Linked DNA regions of Mus musculus: region 1 is linked to region 2. Evidence: chromatin loops called from intact Hi-C (ENCODE). Cell type or tissue: left cerebral cortex. All regions are shown on one strand. Region 1 overlaps Rab21 (RAB21, member RAS oncogene family). Region 2 overlaps Tbc1d15 (TBC1 domain family, member 15).

Region 1 (2,500 bases), 49 kb before region 2:
CCAAAACAGATGTCATGTGTAGAGGGGAGTAAACAGGAAAAGCTTTTAGAAATATGATAGTAGAAAATCCTACCGGGCGTGGTGGCGTACGCCTTTAGTCCCAGCACTCGGGAGGCAGAGGCAGGAGGATTTCTGAGTTTGAGGCCAGCCTGGTCTACAGAGTGAGTTCCAGGACAGCCAGGGCTACACAGAGAAACCCTGTCTCGGAAAACCTAAAAAAAAAAAAAAAGAAAATCCTGCTTGTGATGTAGTAAGAGAGGAGCTGGAGAGATGGCTCAGTGTTGAGAGCACTTGAGCACTGTTGCAGATGCGCAGTTCAGAGGATCCAGCCCCTGACCCCCATGGGTACCTGCCACCTCCATACACTGTACACTGTGCACATAAATTAATGCAGGCATACGTATATACACATGATAAATTATTAAATTTTTCCCAAAGACGTAATGAAAAGGAAAAAAAGATATGAAAGGCCAAAAAAAGTGTTGGATCTGGTCCTTCTGCTCTCTACACTGCCTTCAGGGCTCTCCGGCCACCAGGCTGCTGCAGATTAAGTTGAGCCTCCCTGTCCTGTGGCGGTTCTCATTATTAAGTTCTCCAGGTAGCTCATCCACAGACAGGTTCTCTCAAAACGGTGCCTAGCTCTTGCCCTCCCAGTCATGCACTCTGATAGATGGGGTCCTCTCCATGCTGTCCACCTCTCCAGAGGAGTTACTGTCTGACCAAAATCCACAGCTGTTGTGAGCTAGTGAGGGCTGTCGGCTCATCATGAGGTGCAATGCTAGACTCCCAGGGGGGCTGGAGTCCTAGGGATCATTGTGCTAAATGCAGTGTCCCAGCTCAGGGTTTGTGTAGTTAACAGTCGTGTCACCTCATTGCTTTTATATAGAGATAGTTAATAAAAGCTTCATCTCCCTTTTAGAAGTATTGGTTGGTCACATTTTCCCATGTTCTAATATAATGTACGTACATATATATTGTATACATAATACATGTGCATGTGTGAATGTGTGTGAGAGAGAGACAGAGAAGCAAAAGATGATCATTATGAGCTTTGCCTAGCCTGGAACTCCCAGAGATCTCCTGCCTCTGCCATCCAGGTTCTGGGATTAAAGGCATATGCCACCACATCTGGCTTGATTTATTTTTATTATTTTTAGTTATATGTGTGTGAAGGGGTATGTATATGTGAGTGCACGTTCCCACGAAAGTCTGAGGCCCTTTCTTCTTGGAGCTGGAGTTACAGTTAGCTATGAGCTGACCAACATGGGTCAAGAACTGAATTCTCTGTGTCCTCTGGAAGAACACAGTATGCTCTCCCAACCACTGAGCCCAGCCCCGCAATGAAGTTTTGTGGAAGACCTGCCACCAGGTGGCTTCTTGTATTTATAGAGTAAGACAGCTTGCTCGCTCTCTGATTACCGTCCAGTGTACTGACTATAACATGTATTGGATTGAGTTTTTATTGACAGACTGTAATGTAGACTGTGAAATTACTGTGGTTCTTGTAGCGTTGTGGCTCTGTTCAGAGCATAGTGTCTCTGCTGACGTGCTTGGCGCACACTGGCCACACTGACTTTAGTGTCCCCTGCTCACACTCATCCTTTTGCATTTGTTGCAGCTCAGAGTTAAGTACTCAGATTATCCGAGGTCTTCAGTAGAGACCTCTGCACTTGGGCTTCTCAGTGATAAATGTTTCATCTCTCATTGGGTGCTGTGTTTATTCCGTTATAAAGTTTATTTTATTCTGAGAGTTAAAACGGAAGAAAGGAAACTATTTGTTTCTAGTGTGTTTTCTTACATTGCTTCTCCCCTGTTCTTATCTGTTTGTGGTTTCTGTGACCTTCACCCTCTATCCAGCCAGTTCAGCTTCTGTCCACTGCTCTAAAATAAGACCCTTTTTGTTTTTGTGTTGTTTTCTTTTTCGTATCTAAATTTTGGTTCTACTTGGTTGTTTTGTTTGTTTGATTTTTTTTTTCTTCAACAAAATCTTGGCTTAGATCCATTGTTTAAGGAAAACTAAGCAAACTCTCAGTAACTTTAAATCTATATGGCATGTATATATTACCTGGTAAAACAGCACTAAAATTGTTTGTCAACAATATCCTTAAAGCCGCTATGGTGGAGGAGTACTTAAAAATTCACACATTAAAATTTTTTACTTAAACTTAAAGTTTATGTTATCAAATAAAAGAGTTTCATTTTAGAACCCAAGATGGAAGCATACTATAGTTTAGTAAACCAATATTTATACTTAATTATTGATTGGCTTTAAGTTGATTGGAAATAAAGAATTTTAAAAAACATGTATATATACTTTAATAAAAACAAACAAACAAACAAAAAAACCGACTCTTCTTTCTCATGAATCTTAGCCCCTGCTGTGCCTTATGGTCTCTGAGGAAGAGCGATTGTTTGCCTCTGTCAGGCTGAAAGTTCAGGTCATAGCCACACTGACCCATGTGCAGGAGGAGGTGGGACTGTGAACGGCTCTCATCTTTGT
Region 2 (2,500 bases):
AAGACAGGTAATGGTTAAGAGTGTAGAGTCGAGCCAGATTTTCTTTTATAAACTAGCCACTTTCTAGTGACTTCAGCCAGTCTCTGCTTTTGTTTCCTCTGTAATACGGTAACAGTACCGGCCTTATGTGGGGTTCTGGGGATCATTACTAAATGCACCCCGTGTGGCCTGACTGGGAGTGGGTGCTGTGCTGGCATTGCTTCCTCAGCTTCCCTGAAGTTGATTGGTTGGATATTCTTAAAACCTAGGATATAGTATTTTGGTATGGGTGGGAGCTATCTGTTTTTCATTCTTATTTTGGGTATTGAGAAATACCGTGTTTTAGAAGTCATAGTTTTGTCATTTTGGTAGAGAGCCTAACCTTTAACAGCTGTGCTAGCTTTGTAGCCCAAGACATCGTGTTTGGATGCTGAATAAATGTCCTTATCCTATGGCACCAATTAAGGAGATAGTCCTAATTGCTTAGGATCAAACCTGGCTCGGCTTCTTGAGTTGTATGACTTTGGGAAAATTACTTAGCTTCCTTGTGCCCATTACCCAGTTTCATAGAGTGGTATAAATATAGCATGGAGTTGTTAAATGAATTAATATTTGTAAAACATTTAGAGTAATTCTTGGCGTCAAGCATGTGCTTGATAAATATAGATGCTTAACTACTGTTAAGTAGTATTGGTTTTGAATAGTTATTTATTCATGCTGATGGGTTTCTGCAAAGAAACAGAAGGCAGTACACAAATATGAAGGTAGTATAGTTATGAAATAGAGTGGGACGTATATAATGCTGGGAACTCAATGGTTGGTTTTTTAATTAAGCTTTAGCGAGCTGCTATGTGGCAGTGTTTTCTTTCACTGGGAGTAGAGAGAAGCCTGCTCCGCTCTTAAAGGACCCCGCCTCCCAACAACCTAGTCTGAGTTTAGCTCCCACAGCGTGGCCTTCTGTGACTCTCCTGCTGTGCAATATAAATGTGATTCAGTGGGGAAAGGAAAACCAAAGCGGAGCCAACCCCCAAGCATCCTGCAGTGCGAGCCAGAGCGTGCTTGAGTAAACAGAATACCAATAGAGTGCACTGAATTCTCCTCTTGGTGATGGGTTTGTGTGTCTTAGGTTTCTATTGCTGTGATGAAACACTATGACCAAGAGCAGCTTGGGGAGGAAAGGGCTTCTGTTATCTTACAACTCCCAGGTCACAGTCCAGCATTGGAGGAAGTCAGGGCAGGACCTGCAGTGGAGACTGGAGCGGAAAGCTAACTGCGAGCTCCTCCAGGCTTGCTCTGCTCACTCAGCTCGTTTTCAATAATCAAGAAAATGCCCCACAGGCTTGCCTACAGGGCAGTCTGTAACTTCACCCGAGGGCTTCTCTCTTCAAATGACTGCTTGTGTCAACTGACAGGAAAATCCATCCAGCACAGTGTGCATGGCTTTATTCGTATATGTGTATGTGTATATGTATAGGCATTTTTCTTGCAGTGTTTGAAAGTGGGTTGTAGCTTGATTGGCAACCCTGATTAGTTCTTAGAAGTTAGCTAATTTGCTTTGCTATATGTATAGAATCATGTTTTTAAAAGGCAACCAAACTGAGTGGGGACATGTTCCTCTGGATAGTGAGATAAGCAGAAACACTGTAACAACTGGTCAGCTTTGCTGTAACAGTGAGGAGAACTGAGTTCCTGGGATGAAGGAAAGGAAAAAAGAAAGCTTGAAAGAGTTTTTGGCATCCTCTGCTGGTTACTGTCTTACTCTGCAAATATTAAAGAAATTTGTTCCCAGCTATACCAGGCATGGGGGATATATCACATAGCAGTTGCTCTCACGGTTTCTAGACCACAGTTTTCTGAAGAAGGACATAGTTATCCTCTACCTTGTCACAATAAGACACAGTAAAAGCTCAGAGTCAGTGGTATTTTTAGAGAATTTTTATGTTCTGATGACCTGTAGCTTGACGATTGTCTGTCATGAAGTCAGATTTTGAAACACTTCACCTGCACCTTGCTTAGGTCCTGACATCATAGATACTCAGTGAAAAGAACAAAGAATAGAGAAGATGGGGAGGGAATTAGAATGTGAGAGATGGGCCCCCTAATACCCACCGTTTTATATTATAAAATCCTATTGTTCATTTTCAGTCACCCTAAGGCTTTTAGAAAATGTAATTCTTTTCTGTGTTTTACAGATTGTTGTTGGTGGTGGTAGAGTGTGTGTGTGTGTGTGTGCGCGCGCGCGTGTGCGTGCGTGCCTTAGTGTGGCTATAGAGGTTGGAGGAGAGCTGTTTTAGGTGGTCTTCTCGTTGGGCTTTGGGGACCCACCCATTGAGACATCTTGGTTGCCTTGTGGTAGTAAAAACAAACAAACAAACAAGACCCCCAAAACTTAAAAAAAAAAATGTGTGTGGGCCTGTGAATGGTGTGTATATGTAAAGGTCAGAGGACAACTGCTGGGGTCAGGTTCCCCCTACTGTCTGTGGGATGGGACTCAGGTTGTCAGGCTTGGCATTAAGGGACT

Evidence for each region. Peaks named below come from ENCODE experiments on the same cell type or tissue, not always from the same donor. Only the 100,000 strongest peaks of a DNase experiment are listed, where the experiment ranks them.
Region 1: it touches region 2 in a loop (2.0-fold over the local background); 6 of 42 quality-filtered maps call a loop at or near these places.

The regions. Positions count from the first base shown.
Region 1 is chr10:115,295,624-115,298,123 of GRCm38, reverse strand. All of the region lies in intron 4 of Rab21 (RAB21, member RAS oncogene family), which reads left to right. Among named protein-coding and RNA genes, the nearest start is that of Rab21, 19 kb to the left of the region's middle. In left cerebral cortex, a CTCF peak has its summit at 1,349; no DNase peak of the experiment used is centred here.
Region 2 is chr10:115,246,831-115,249,330 of GRCm38, reverse strand. All of the region lies in intron 1 of Tbc1d15 (TBC1 domain family, member 15), which reads left to right. Among named protein-coding and RNA genes, the nearest start is that of Tbc1d15, 3.4 kb to the left of the region's middle. In left cerebral cortex, no CTCF peak of the experiment used is centred here; a DNase peak (open chromatin) is centred at 1,117.